Regions from separate parts of the Homo sapiens genome. Here region 2 is linked to region 1. Evidence: chromatin loops called from intact Hi-C (ENCODE). Cell type or tissue: tibial artery. All regions are shown on one strand.

The links. Peaks named below come from ENCODE experiments on the same cell type or tissue, not always from the same donor. Only the 100,000 strongest peaks of a DNase experiment are listed, where the experiment ranks them.
Region 2: it touches region 1 in a loop (5-fold over the local background); 50 of 110 quality-filtered maps call a loop at or near these places.

Annotation. Positions count from the first base shown.
Region 1 is chr11:78,146,276-78,154,275 of GRCh38, reverse strand. It overlaps KCTD21-AS1 (KCTD21 antisense RNA 1), which reads right to left. Exons shown (of 3, transcript NR_102281.1): 2 at 5,183-5,299. Among named protein-coding and RNA genes, the nearest start is that of KCTD21-AS1, 10 kb to the right of the region's middle. In tibial artery, a CTCF peak has its summit at 4,360 (motif pointing left); no DNase peak of the experiment used is centred here; H3K27ac peaks cover 1,708 bases.
Region 2 is chr11:78,547,688-78,555,687 of GRCh38, reverse strand. The region is part of intron 5 of NARS2 (asparaginyl-tRNA synthetase 2, mitochondrial); the gene reads left to right. It overlaps NARS2-AS1 (NARS2 antisense RNA 1), which reads right to left. Exons shown (of 4, transcript NR_120566.1): 3 at 319-473. Among named protein-coding and RNA genes, the nearest start is that of NARS2-AS1, 19 kb to the right of the region's middle. In tibial artery, no CTCF peak of the experiment used is centred here; no DNase peak of the experiment used is centred here.

The sequences.
Region 1 (8,000 bases):
ATGCCATATTCCTATGGTTAGAATAGGCTAGGGAATATCACAAACCTGGGCTCAAATCCCAACTCTACCAATTTCTAGAATGTGACCTTAGGTAAGTTGTCATGTCTCTCTGAAACTGTAATTTTCCCTATCTATAAAGTGGGCATAATATTTATATCTACCTCTTAAGATTGTTGTGAAAATTAAGAGTTCATCCATGGAAAGAATTTAGCACAATACTCTGAGTAAGTGCTGGGTAAATGTTTCTATTATTACGTTTCCCAGAAAAGCTGAGTCCCCCAGGTATGATTTGGAAGGAGAGGAAGAGCCTGTTTCTGGCTTCTAACTGGAGCCTATGCTTCCCAGCCTGTCAGAATGGCCACCAGCAGGCTGTAACCTTTTGATTTGGAAGGAGAAAGAGAAGAGTGAGAGGGGAGATATATGTAGCTAAGCAACGGATGGGGGAAAAAAAGCCAGCTAGTAAGAAATTCTAGGTGGTAGTGTTGGCCAATTAATAATAATAATAGGCCAGGCATGGTGGCTCACACCTGTAATCCCAGCACTTTGGGAGGCCAAAGTGTGCGGATTGTTTGAGCCCAGGACTCAAGACCAGCCTGGGTAACATGGTGAAACCCTGTCTCTACAAATATACAAAAATTAGCTGGGTGTGGTGGCATGCACCTGTAGTCCCAGCTACTTGGGAGGCTGAGGTGGGAGGATCACTTAAGCGTGGGAGGTTGAGGCTGCAGCAAGCCATGATCTCACCATTGCACTCCAGCCTGGGCAACAGAGTGAGACCCCATCTCAAAAAATAACAATAAAATAATAATAGCTAACAGTTACATTCTGCTTACTATGTGCCAGGCAATTCTAGGTGTTTTCCATATAATAACTCAATTACCAAAACAATACTGTGAGATATATAATTTTTCTCATTTTATAGATTAAAGAAATTGAATCACAGATAGATTAAACCACTTGCCCAACATCCAACAGCTAGTGACTGGTAGAGCCAAGATTCAAAACCCCAATGATCTGGCTCCTAAATCTTTGTTCTTAATGACTATGTAGTACCATGGAGGACAATTTGGGGAATTCAAAAAACTCAGGATTCAAGGAAATCATCCAAAGCGGGAGTCAGGATTTCTGTAGAAAAATGTCCTATCACAGTACTATTTCTTGAACACCTACTGTGTGTCAACAGCTGTTTTGGTGTTTACACATACCATTTAATCCTCACAAAACCCGTAAGTGATAAGAACTGTCACCCCCATTATTTATTTATTTATTTATTTATTGACAGGGAGTCTCGCTCCGTCACCCAGGCTGGAGTGAAGTGGCACAATCTCGGCTGACTGCAACCTCCATCTCCTGGGTTCAAGTGATTCTCCCGCCTCAGCCTCTCGAGTAGCTGGGACTACAAGTGCCCGCCACCACGCCTGGCTAATGTTTGTATTTTTAGTGCAGACGGGTTTTGCATTGTGGGCCAGGATGAGTCTTGAACTCCTCACCTCAGATGATCCACCCACCTCAGCCTCCCAAAGTGCTGGAATTACAGGTGTGAGGCACCGCATGCAGCCCCCCATTTTTAGATGATGAATTTGAATGATGAAAGCCAAGTGATAAAATGACTTCTAGCCCAAATGCATTTCACATTGGTTCTATGCATTCACGGACCCACCCTGTGGTTAATTCCCCAGTTTCTGGAAGTAGAGATCAGCAGATATATATTTAGCAGATATTAGAATTCTTGTGTTGTTTTTCTGACCTGAGGAGTAAGAATCTTTTTTTTTTTTGAGACAGAGTCTTGTTCTGTCACCCAGGCTGGAGTACAATGGCTTGATCCCGGCTCACTGCAACCTCCACCTCCTGGGTTCAAGCGATTCCCCTGCCTCAGCCTCCTGAGTAGCTGGAATTACAGGCATGCCACCACCACACACGGCTAATTTTTGTAGTCTCTAATGTTAGTAGAGATGGGGTTTCACCACATTGGCCAGGCTGATCTCGAACTCCTGACCTCAAGTGATCCGCCCGCCTCGGCCTCCCAAAGTGCTGGAATTACAGGCGTGAGCCACCACATCCAGCCGAGTAAGAGTCTGTAGTAGAAAGGGCCAAGTGGAAGCCCCTGAAGTTACCCAGACACTTCACTGCCCCCATCAGTAGAAGCAATATTGCATCCCAGAAAGAACTGCAGAGATTAACACCATCAGAACAGACTTAGAGGACACAAGCCTGTTTATGCCCATTATATCTCTATTCAGATCACCTCTATGGCTTCTGCAATAAAACAGACCCTGGCAGATGATGGTGGAATGTTCTGGTAAGGCTCAGTTAAGTGTCAGCTCAGGAACAAATCCAGTGGTAATGATGAACAGGCTATTTGTAGTAATCATGATCATATCAAGGGTAAGGCAATCATAAGGACTTCAGGGACAGTCATAGTCCCACCACCAAGCAAGAAATCCAGGCCAGCCAAAGTGCTAGATGAGAATAAGAGAAATCTAGATTGAGTGGTAGAAGAAGCAGATAATGAATATCAATTACAGCTTTGGGATCAACTGTAGCAGCAAGTGTTATAACTTGTTTCACTAATTTGCTTGGATTATCAAGTGTTTGCAGAGAACGCAGCCAACTGCCATACTGAAGACGACCGTATGACAAATTAAATTTACACAAGGGCATTTTAAGTGGGCTTGAATGGTGCAAGGGTTGGACTCTGTCAAACACCTCTCATGTCCCACTTCATATCTTGTCAGTCTCACCTCTTATTCCAGCCATTGTGCAGCAGTGACCATCTTCATGAAGATGTAACCTGAAAATGCCTGGCCTCAGGCCCGTCTCATGTCTTTCATTTTCTGCCTTCCAGTCTCTTTGAGCTGCCATGCCTGATGTCTGTGGGAGTCCACTTAGCACTCATTTACAGGAAACATAAATGTTCCCTAGGGCCAGTCTTGACCAATGGGAGAGGGAAACTGATGGATAACCTTTTCTCCCTCTCTTCCCCTGAGCAAGACAGTCCTTAAATGCATCCTATATGGTCTCTCAGAAGGTCTCCCATGCTTGAGTAATCAGTTGTCCTCAGTAGTAGTTAATATCTTATCCTTATATTTGCACTCCCTATTTCATTTTCTGCAAGCATAGCTCCTGCTTCCTGAGATCAGCACAGCAAATTAAACTACTCACACATAAGCCTTTGTCTCAGGCCCTGCTTTGGGGAGAATATAGGCTAAGACAAATGCTTTAAGGCCATAAACAGAATTGAGAGGGTATTTCAGACTTCTGCCTTCAGGGACTGGGGGTTGGAGTCAAAAGTTTTTCTCTATTGTGCTCCAAGGTTAAATAAACAATGCTGTTGGTCATAAAATGTCATCCACATTTTCTTCCTGTGAAATAGGGTCACTTGATGATAATCAGCAGTCCCTTTGCTCTTAGAACATTTTGCTTTCATCCTTCTCCTGGTTGATATTAATGGTCTTTATAAAATTGATATTGATATGATCTGATGCTGATAAAGAGGAATTTGGGCTGGGCACAGTAGCTCATGACTGTAATCTCAGCACTTTGGGAGGCCGAGGCGGGCAGATTGCTTGAGCCCAGGAGTTTGAGACCAGCCTGGGCAACATGGCGAAACCTCAGTTCTACAAAAAATACAAAAATTAGCCAGGTGTGGTGGTGCACCTATAGTCCTAGCTACTCCGGAGGCTGAGGTGGGAGGATGATTTAAGCCTGTGAGGTCAAGGCTGCAGTGAGCTGTGCCCACTGCACTTTGGCCTGGGCAACAGAGTGAGACTCTGTCTGCCCCTACCCTCCCACTCCACCAAAAAATAAAAACAAAAAGAGAGAGTGGGATTCAAATACCAAGGTGCACCTCAATGAAGTCTAGATTCCTCTGGGCTTCTGATCAGTGCACCACAAAATTCTGAACACTCATGAAGACAAGATAGGAGGCTAGGTGCAGTGGCTCACGCCTGTAATCCCAGCACTTTGGGATACCAAAGGGGGAGGATCACTTGAGGTCAGGAGTTCCAGACCAGCCTGACCAATAGAGAAACCTTGTCTCTACTAAAAATACAAAAATTAGCCAGGCGTTGGGGCGGAAGCCTATAATCCCAGCTACTGGGAAGAATGAGGCAGGAGAATCGCTTGGGCCCAGAAGGAGGAGATTGCAGTGAGCCGAGATCATGCCACTGCACTCCAGCCTGGGAGACAGAGCGAGACTCCATCTCAAAAAAAAAAAAAAAGACAAGATAGGAGACTCCACAGCAAACACTTCCAAGTCATGGGCAAAGGTCTGGTGGCTAAATAGGGGAAGACATTTTTTTCTTTTCCTTATTTAGTCTCTCCTCAGAACACAAATTGGGAGCTTGAAGAAAGAAATAGTGTAATGGTTATAGATGCAGATGCTGCCATCTGATGGGCTGGGTTGAATCCTGGCTGCATCACTTACCAGCAGTGAGTACCCGAGTGAGTTCCTTAACTCTCCAGTGCTCTATTTCCTCACAATGTTTACATAAATGAGATGACTTATGTATCACACTTCACCCAGTGTTTGGTATCTAGTAAGTGTATGCTATTAATAATAATTGAATCATTGCTACTATTCATATCCTAGTTCACATGGAGCTTGGCAACAATGAAATCTAAGGTTCTGTGTGTTATACCTGTTTTTTTTTTTTCCATATTTTAAGTTACCTCATAACCCTTAAAAGCAAAGATTACTGAAATGTGTGTCCTGGCCCCGCCCCAATAACAAAATATAGGAAAGGAGCTGTGGGACACCCTTTGGCACTCAAATTAAGATCTTAGTTTTCCAGCCTAGCCAACATGGTGAAACCCTGTCTCTAAAAAAATACAAAAATTAGCTGGGCATGGTGGCACGCGCCTGTAATCCCAGCTACTTGGGAGGCTGAGACGGGAGGATCACTTGAACCTGGAAAGTGGAGGTTGCAGTGAGCCAAGATTGCGCCACTGCACTCCAGCCTGGTTGACAGAGCGAGACTGTCTCTGGGGGAGCAGGGAGGCGGGAAGAAAGATCTTAGTTGTTGTGCCAGGTGCGGTGGCTCACGCCTATAATCCAAGAACTTTTGGAGGCCGAGGTGGGCAGATCACTTGAGATCAGGAGTTTAAGACCAGCCTGGCCAAAATGGTGAAACCCCATCTCTACTAAAAATACAAAAAATTAGCCAGGCATGGTGGTACGCACCTGTAATCCAGCTACTTGGGAGGCTGAGGCAGGAGAATCACTTGAACCCAGGAGGCGGAGGTTGCAGCGAGCGGAGATCGTGCCACTGAACTCCAGCCTGGGATACAGAGCGAGACCCTGTCTCAAAAAAAAAAAAAAGATCTTAGATGTTGGCTAGGCATAGTGGCTCACACTTGTAATCCCAGCACTTTGGGAGGCCAAGGAGGGAAGATTGCTTGAGGTTGGCAGTTCAAGACCAGCCTGGGCAACATGGCAAGACCCATCTCTACAAAAAAAATTTTTTTAATTAGCCAGGTGTGGTGGCACGTAACTGTGGTCCCAGCTACTCAGGAGACTGAGATGGGAGGATCACCTGAGAACAGGAGTTTGAGGCTGCAGTGAGCTATGATCACACCACTGCACTTACATACATACATACATACTTACATTAGTTATTGACACAGAGGCTTAGTGATATCAATGAGCTAAGAACGAATGAAAACTGATCAGTTACTCCTTGGAAATCCTGGCCTCTGAGGACTCATGGTAGATAGCTCCAGTGAAGGCCTCAAACAGTGAAAAAGCAACTATGACCAAAGCCTTGCTACGAATACTACACGGGGAGCCAAGATCACGCCACTGCACTCCAGCCTGGGCAACAGAGTGAGACCCTGTCTTAAAAAAAACACAAATACTACATGGGGTTTCTACTTCCTTCAGAAAGCCTATACAAAGTTTCGGAAAATTTCAGACACAATAAACCTGGTTAAGGAAGAGGGTGTGTGTGTATGCATGCAAGTGAATGCAGGTACACGCATTCACACACACAAACACATAGACACACACTCCTGCGTGAGGGCTGGGCATGGGAAAAGATTGATGGGATTTCATTCGTAAATTGGGAGGAGAATGAAAGAGCTTATTCAATGTGCAGTTGTAACAGGCATTAAAGGAAGGCAAGGAATGCAATGGTGTGGCTGAACAAGAATCATGAGCTAGAACAATTCCAGGTGGGCCCTCTGCTTTGAAAGCACTTTTTAACCAGGCAGGTGGATTTTAATAATAAGCTACCCAGCAGGCCAGCCAGGTCCCAGCATGAAGCATCAGGTGGCAAGCAGGTGACGATTAGAATGAGGTGTGGTTGGCAGAACAAAAAGGAATAACAAGAAGCCTCCTTCTCATTTTTCACCTGAGGTACAGAGAGGAAAAGTGACCTGCCCATGATTACACGCAACTGAGAGGCAAAACTGGGACTAGAATTAGGACTAGAACTTCTGTCAGCTTCTTCTTTTGCAGGGCAAAGATCCCTGGGAACCATCAGGTCAATTAATGTCAACTGATTCATTCTTTTTTTTTTTTTTTTGACACGAAATTTCGCTCTTGTTGCCCAGGCTGGAGTGCAATGGCGCGATCTCAGCTCACTACAACCTCTGCTTCCCGGGTTCAAGTGATTCTCCTGCCTCAGCCTGCCAAGTAGCTGAGATTACAGGCACCCACCACCATGCCTGGCTAATTTTTTGTATTTTTAGTAGAGTTGGGGTTTTACCATGTTGGCCAGACTAGTCTCAAACTCCTGACCTCAGGTGATCCGCCCGCCTCGGCCTCCCAAAGTGCTGGGATTATAGGCGTGAGCCACCACGCCTAGCTGATTCATTATTTTATTCAGTATTTTTTAATCAATCATTCTCATTTATCACAAATTCATTTATTCAACAAATGTTACTGAAGGCCTACTATATTCCAAGCTCTGTGCAGGGATCTGGGACAACCAACTCAGACCAGACCTGATTCAGACCCATGGGGTGAGGCACACTCTGTTATAGACTGAATGTTTGAGCCCCCTACCCCAGTTGATATGTTGAAATCTTAACCTTCAATGTGATGGTATAGGGAGGTGGGGGCCTGTCTAAAGTAATTAGGTTATGAGGGTTGAGCCCTCATGAGTAGAATTAGTGCCCTTATAAAAGACAGCCCACTGGCTGGGAGCGGTGGCTCACACCTGTAATCTCAGCACTTTGGGAGGCTGAAGCAGGTGGATTGCTTGAGGTCAGGGGTTCAAGACCAGCCTGACCAACACAGTGAAACTCCATCTCTACTAAAAATACAAAAATGACCCAGGCATGGTGGCTGGCACCTGTAATCCCAGCTACTTGGGAGGTTAAAGCAGGAGAATCACTTGAACCCTGGTGGCAGAGGTTGCAGTGAGCAGAGATCATGCCACTGCATTCTAGCCTGGGTGACACAGTGAGTCTCTGTCTCAAAAATAAATAAATAAGTAAATAAAAATGAAAGAGAGCCCAGAAAGCGCTCTCACTCTCTTTCCACCATGTGAGGATACAAGAAGTTGGCAGTCTGCAACCTGGAAGACAGCCCTCACCAGACCCGCTTCCTGGACCTGGATCTCAGACTTCCAGCCTCCAGAACTGTGAGGAATAAATGTCTGTTTGTCTGTTGTTTATAAGACACTCAGTCTGTGGTACTTCGGTATAGCAGCCTGAACTAAGACATGCTTATAAACATACAAGATGACTGGAAAATTATTATCCTGTTGGTCCAAGAACTCCTCTTGGGAAAGGAATTGTCTTCTTTGGAATAACACCTTCATAAGGTCTTGGGTAGAAGGAGAGGCCAAGAACAGAAAGCGCCCTGGAACTACTCTACACAAGAAAGGCTTTCGAAGAGGTTTGTTGTTTCAGAGAGTGAGGGAAGATCAGAAAAATGGGGAGACTGAAACTGCACCAGGAAAGGGCAACAGGGGGACACCACATGGCCAAAGAGTCAAAGAGGACCAGGGAGGGCCAGCCTGATGCCTTGAGATTTAAAGGATTTGCTGTGTGTG
Region 2 (8,000 bases), 400 kb before region 1:
TGAACTGAAGGAAGCTGAGACACAAAAAAACATTCAAAATATCAGCAAATCCAGGAGTTAGTTTTTTGAAAAAATTGATGATAGGCCACCAGCTAGACTAATTAGGAAGAGAGAAGATCAAATAAACACAATTGGAAATGACAAAGGGAATGTTACTACTGACTCCAGAGTAGTAAACAACCATCAGAAACTACTACGAACACCTCTAAATTGCTGGAAACATACACCCTCTGAAGACTGAGCCAGGAAAACATTGATTCTCTGAACAGACCAATAACAAAACTCTAAAACTGAATAAATAATAAATAGTCTACCAACCAAAAAAGCCCAGGACCTGATGGATTCATAGCTGAGTTCTACCAGATGTACAATGAAGAGCTGGTGCCATTCCAACAGTAACTTCCAAAAAATTATGGAGGGGGAACTTCTCCTCAACTCATTCTGTGAGGCCAGCATCATCTTGATACCAAAACCTGGGAGAGACACAACAAAAAAAGAAAATATCAAGCTAGTAACCTTGATGAACATTGATGCAGAAATCCTCAACAAAATACTTGCAAACTGAATCCAGCAGCACATCAGAAATTTAATCCACCATGAAGTAGGCTTCATTGCTGGGATGCAAGGTTGCTTCAGCATACAAAAATCAATCACAGTGATTCATCACATAAATAGAACTAATGCAGAAAAGGCTTTTGATATAATTCAACATCTCATGTTAAAAACTCTCAATAAACTAGATATTGAAGGAACATACCTGTAAATAATAAGAGCCATCTATGACAAACCCACAGCCAACATTATACCAAATGGGCAAAAGCTGGAAGCATTCCCCTTGGAAACCAGCAGAAGACTATAGGATGCCCTCACCACTTCTCTTCAACATAGTATTGGAAGTCCTAGCCACAGCAGTCAGGCAAGATAAATAAAGGACATCTAAATAGGAAGAGAGGAAGTCAAACTATGTCTGTTTGCAGACAACATGATTCTATATCTAGAGAATGCCATAGCCTCAGCCCAAAAGCTCCTTCAGCTGATAAATAACTTGAGCAAAGTTGCAGGATACAAAATCAGTATACAAAAATCACTAACATTCCTATACACCAACAACAACCAAACTGAGAGCCAAAGCAGAAAGTCAGTCCCATTCACAGTTGACACACACACACACACACACACGCACACACGCCTAGGAATACAGCTAACCAGGGAGGTGAAAGAGCTCTACATGAGAATTATAAAACACTGCTCAAAGAAATCAGAGAAGATACAAACAAATGGAAAAATATCCCATGCTCATGGGTAGGAAGAATCAATATCATTAAAATGGCTATACTACCCAAAGCAAATTACAGATTCAATGTTGTTCATATCAAACTATCAACAACATTCCTCACAGAACTAGAAAAAATTATTTTAACATTTATATGGAACAGAGCCCAGATAGCCAAGATAGCCCAGATAGCCAAGAGCCCAGATAGCCAAGGCAATCCTAAGCAAAAAGAACAAAGCTGGAAGAATCATGTTACCCAACTATACTACAAGGCTCCACTCCCAAAACAGTGTGGTACTGGTACAAAAACAGGCACATAGACCAATGGAACAAAATAAAGAGTCCAGAAATAAGGCCGCACATCTATGACAATCTGATCCTCCCCAAAGCTGACAAAAACAAGCAATGAGGAAAAGACTCCCTATTTAATAAATGGTGCTGGGACAACTGGCTAGCCGTATGCAGACGATTGAAGCTGGACCTCTTCCTTACATCATGTACAAAAATCAACTCAAGATGGATTAAAGAGGCTTAAATGTAAAACCCAAAACTGTAAAAACCCTGGAAGACAACCTAGGCAATACCATCCTGGCAGAGATTTCATGACAGACATCAAAAGCAATTACAACAAAAGCAAAAATTGACAAATTGGATCTAATTAAACTTAAGAGCTTCTGCATAGCAAAAGAAACTGTCAGCAGAATAAACAGCCTACAGAATGGAAGAAAATATTTGCAAATTATGCATCTGATAAAGGTCTAATATCCAGGATCTATAAGGAACTTACTTAGAAGAGAAAAACAACCCCATTAAAAAGTGGGCAAATGGCTAGGCATGGTGGTTCATGCCTATAATCCCAGCACTTTGGGAGGCCGAGTTGGATGGATCACTTGAGGTCAGGAGTTCGAGACCAGCCTGGCCAACATGGTGAAACCCTTTCTCTACTAAAAATACAAACATTAGCCGGGCATGGTGGCACATGCCTGTAATCCCAGCTACTCAGGAGGCTGAGGCAGAAGAATCGCTTGAACCCGGGAGGTGCAGGTTGCAGTGAGCTGAAATCATGCCACTGCACTCTAGCCTAGGTAACAGAGCGAGATTTTGTCTCAAAAAAGAAAAAAAAAGGGGGGGTGCAAAGGACATGAACAGACACTTGTTAGAAGACATGCTTGAGGCCAACAAGCATATGAAAAAAAGCTCAATATCACTGATCATTAGAGAAATGCAAATCAAAACCACAATGAGATACCATCTCACACCAGTCAGTGGCGATAATTAAAAAATAAAAAAATAACAGTGCTGGCCAGGTTACAGAGAAAAGGGAAACCCTTATATGCTGTTGGAGGGAGTATAAATTAGCTCAACCATTGTGGAAAGCAGTATGGTGATTTCTGAAAGAGCTAAAAGCAGAACTACCATTTGACCTGGCAGTCCCATTACTGGGTATATACCCGGAGGAATATAAAGCATTTTATCATTGTGAAGCCCAAATATTGTGAACTCCAAAATTGACAAGTCTCAGTCAATTTAGGAAGTTGATTTTCCCAAAGTTGAGGATGCGTGCCTGTGACACAGCCTCAGGAGGCCCTGATGACATGTGCCCAAGGTGGTCCGAGTGCAGCTTGGTTTTATACATTTTAGGGAGACATGAGACATCAATCCATATACGTAAGATGAACATTGGTTCGATCCAGAAAGATGGGAGAACTCGAAGTGGGGAGGGGGCTTCCAGGTCATAGGTAGATAAGAGACTAGTGGTTGCATTCTTACTGAGTTTCTGATTAGCCTCACCAAAGGAGGCAATCAAATATGCATTTATCTCAGTGAGCAGAGGGATGACTTTGAATAGAATGAGAGGAAGTTTGCCCAAGCAGTTCCCGGCTTGACTTTTCCCTTTAGCTTAGTGATTTTGGGGCCCAAGATGCATTTTCCTTTCACACCATAAAGACACATGCACGTGAATGTTCATTGCCTCACTGTTCACAATAGCAAAGATACGGAGTCAACCTAAGTGCCCATCAGTGACAGACTGGATAAAGAAAATATGGTACACATACACCGTAGAATATTATGCAGCCATAAAAAGGAATGAGATCATGTCTTGGGGGAACGTGGATGGAACTGGAGGCTATCATCCTTAGCAAACTAATGCAGGAACAGAAAACTAAATACCGCATGTTCTCACTTGTAAGTGGGAGCTAAATGATAAGAACTTATGAACACAAAGAAAGAAACAACAGACACTGGTGTCTTCCTGAGGGGGGAGGATGGGAGGAGGGAGAAGAGCGGAAAAGATAACTGTTGGGTACTGAGCTTAATACCTGGGTTATGTAATATGTACAACAAACTCCCATGACACGTGTTTATGTAACAGACCTTCACATGTATCCCCAAACCTAAAATATAAAATGAATGTAGGGGTTTTTATTAGACTCTGGGTGGAGAGATACATGAGAAGGTTCGTATTGGTGAATCATAGGAAATAAAGTTGGATAGCTTTAGGAATGAGATGGAGCAGGGTTGTTTTTGGTGGGTTTTTTTTGTTTGTTTTTTGTTTTTTTTTGAGACAAAGTCTCGCTCTTGTTCCCCAGGCTGGAGTACAATGGCGCAATCTTGGCTCACTGCAACCTCCACCTCCCAGGTTAAAGCAATTCTCCTGCCTCAGCCTCCCAAATAGCTGGGATTACAGGCGCCTGCCACCACGCCCGGCTAATTTTTGTATTTTTAGTAGAGACGGGATTTCACCATCTTGACCAGGCTGGTCTCAAACTCCTGACCTCAGGTGATCCGTCCGCCTTGGCCTCCCAAAGTGCTGGGATTACAGGCATGAGCCACCGCGCCCAGCCTGGAGCAGGGTTTTTAAAAAACTATTTTATTGGAACATATCTCACATACCATAAAATATGAAAGTGTAGTCATGTGCCGCATAGCAACATTGCAGTCAGTGACACATCACATATACCATGGTGATCCCATAAGATTATAATACTGTATTTTTACTGTACCAATTCCATATTTAGATATGTTTACATACACACACGCTTACCATTGTGTTACAATTGCCAAAGTATTCAGTAGTATCAGTAACATGTTATACAGGTTTGTAGCCTGGGGGTAGTAGGCTATACCCCGTCTGTGTAAATAGACTCCGTGATGTTCGCACAACAGTGAAATTACCTAGTGATGCATTTCTCAGAACGTGTCTGCCTCAGGCTATGCACAACTGTATAAAGTTGCATGGTTTTCAGTATGTTCTCAGGGTTGTACAGCCAATCACCACGGTCTAATTTGAGGACATTTTTATCACCCCAAAAATAAACTGTACCCAGTAGCAGCCCCTTGCCATTCCCACCCTTAGCTCTAGGTAACCACAAATCTGCTTTCTGTGGATTTGCCTCTTCTGAAACTTTTCATATAAATGGAATCGTACAATGTATGGTCTTTTGTGTTTGGCTTCTTTCACTTATAAAGTATTGTAGTATGTATCAGTACTTCATTCCTTTTTATATCAAGCTGGTCCCTTTTGTGGATGTATCATGTTTTGTTTATTGATTTATCACTTGATGGACATTCGTATTGTTTCTACATAACCTTTAACCTGTTTCACTATGAAAAATGCTGCTATGAACATTTTTGAAAAGTTTTTGTGTGGATGAATTTATGATTTAATTTCTCTTGGGTAGAATTTCTGGGTCATGTTGTAAACCTTAAGTTCAACATTTTTAAAAACTGCCAAGCTATTTTTCGGAGTGGCCGCAGCATTTTGAGGCTTCTCCTTTCCCTGCATCCTAGCCTACATTTGTTATTTTCAGTTTCTTTGATTATAATCATACTAATGGGTGTAAAGTGGCATATTATTGTGGCTTTGATTTGCATTTTCCTAATGACTATCAAAAGACAAAATTACAACAAATTTTTTAAAATTTAAATTTCTTCATTTAACAATTCTAGAATGGGCTAACGCTTCATTCTGTAAAATAGAATGTATTCTGATGAGCTGACCTGAGGTTTTATAGACAGAAAATGACTGAAGGAAATATAAACAAAGAACAAGAAGTGTATTGGTCACTTTAAAGTTACTTTCCTTGTAAGGCGCAAGGTGGGAACAGTGAAACAGAACAATAGAAAGTAACTGATTGGTTAACATTAGGTCACTTCAGGTTACATTTTGTTGGAAGGATTAAAGGTCGAGGGAACTTTGTTATCATGCTGATTAAAAGTGGCCTGCTTGAGAAATTCAGCCATCTCCCTCTCCTGATTTCTAGGAATGCCAGATAACTCAGTTTCAGTTTGATGGTATGGAACTTTAGTGTGAGTGACTCCATTACTGCACTATGCCTAGTGCAGTAGCTTAGCCCAAAACAATGCCTTATTTAACATGACTAAGGATGTTGGACGTCTTTTATGTACATATTGACCATTTATTTCTCTTCTTTGGAAAAATGTCTATTTAAGTCTTTTGCCTTAAAAGACTTTAATTGGGTTGTCTTTTTGTTGTTGGGCCTGTAGGAGGTATTTTATATATTCTAGATACAAGTCTTGCCCCTCTCCTCCCTCCCACCCCCTACCAGTGTGAAGCCTCTGATGCTGCCACTCAGGGGGAATAGCCTTGAGTATGCCCACAATAAGGATGGCACTGGTTTTGGTAGAGCTTTCTTTGGCTGTCTTTTCCCCTGACCACACCCACCTCTTAAGCTCCATTACTTGCAGACTGATTGTGCTATTGTTTTCAAAGTCTGGGGCATAAATTGTTTCACAAACTGATCCAATCAAATTTATACTCCTTTGTGGACATAGTTTTCAAGGGCAGCGTTTGAGTTTGTTCTGACCCCAAAAAGGCTCTTCCCAGCTGTTTCTGTTTCTTTCCAGCATACTAGGAAATCTACAGTTTAGCCTTTATCACCAGTGACTCTTTCAATCTGCCTTTCATCACAACCACCACTATTCTGGAGAGCACCGTTCAGTTTGGACTTTTACATACTTTGTTGCAATGAAGTCAGTTCCTTTGGGTAAAGATTTGGAGCTCTGTTTTATGGCCTGCTTCTTTGCCCAGTCAGTGTTGGAGTCAGGCTCCAGTGCTGGCGGAAGGGACAATGGATCATTCTCACTACAAGACCTCCTGATTTAGGAGCTGAGTGTTCAGTGGAGCAAGAGGCAGCAGCCCAGGTTTCTTGGCTTGTCTCTCCTGGCATGGAACCCCCACCCCAGGATCTGGGGCAAAAGCTGTCAGGACCCTAGTGTTCTCAGCAGCACCATGCCCAAGGTGGAGCCTCCATCCCCCAAGTGGGACTGGGGCTGAGGAAGGGAGGCTCCACCTCTCAGCCACACTTGCCCAGAACTTAGCCTCAGCTACAGGTGGCTGTGAGAAAGGGGAGAAATGCCTGCATGCTGCCCCTCTTGCTAGAGCCCTGTGATCTTGGCTCTAATTGGGGGGTAGAGTTTCTGTCTTGCCAAGCTGTGAGGGGAAAGGAGGAAGAGGGCTCTGTTTCAGACATTACAGACTCTCCTTGTCCTCACCGAGCTTTAGTAGATTTTTTTGAATAGATGTTTCTTCATTTGCTGTATACCCTTAAGACGATTTCTAGAGACTTTAAATGGTTGGATTAAAAAAAAATTTTTTTTTAAATAACATTTACGCATTTCACTGAGGAATGGGTCTGAGGAGCTCCCCACACTGTCATGTCAGAAGGGAGGAGGAAAAACAGGTTAGCCACCTCTTGGCTACTTTTTACCACCACGATCCTCAATTTCCTCTCTTGTAAAATGTGAAGAACACTATTCTTATCGGTTGTAAGGATTAGTGAAATGACATATATGAAAACTTCATATTGCTAATCCAAAATAGGTAAAACAGTGTGCAGAAGCAGGCTGATGTAAGCACTAGCATTTCTCTTCTCTAAACTGTTGTGCATTCTAGAAATGGTAACACAAAGTTACTAGACCTCAGAAATTCTGGTGCTTATACATTTTTATGACTAAGTTGTTTATGGCACACATCATTTTGGTTGTGCTAGATGGTTTCACTTTTTGATTACTCTTACCTATTTTCTTTTAAACGTTTTTAGATGGTATGTGGGCTAACCCAGGTCAAACCTCTTCTCAAAACAACTTTTTTCTAGCTAATATTAATACCTCCCTTGTTCCAACTCCTGTTAAACTTGTATTCAGTTGCTATAGCTGGTTTTATTTTTTGTTTTTGAGTCACAGTTTTGCTGTCACCCAGGCTGGAGTGCATGCACTTGCACTGTCATCGCTCAGTGCAACGTCCAACTCCTGGGCTCAAGCAGTCCTCCCACCTCAGCCTCCTGTGTAGCTGGGACTGCAGGCACACACCACCACACCTGGCTAATTTAATTTTTAGTAGAGACAAGGTCATTATGTTGCCTAGGCTGGTCTCAAACTCTTGGACTCAAGCGATCCTCCAATCTCAGCCTGCCAAAATGCTGGAATTACAGGCGTGAACCACCGTGCCTGGCCTACTATAGCCTGTTTTAACATTCAGTTGTTCATCAATGATTTCTTACTTACCAGTTTTGGTTCCCTGTGTAGATGGTAAGTTCCTTTTAGGGAAGACCTGTGTCCTCCACACTACCTGGAACACTTAAATACTTATTATTATTTTCTAACGGCAATTTTAGTTTTGTAGAACTTTCAGCCTTAAGACTAGTCTAGTCATACGTTCATAAATAACATAATGATGTTCATGATTATTAGCTACCACACCCAG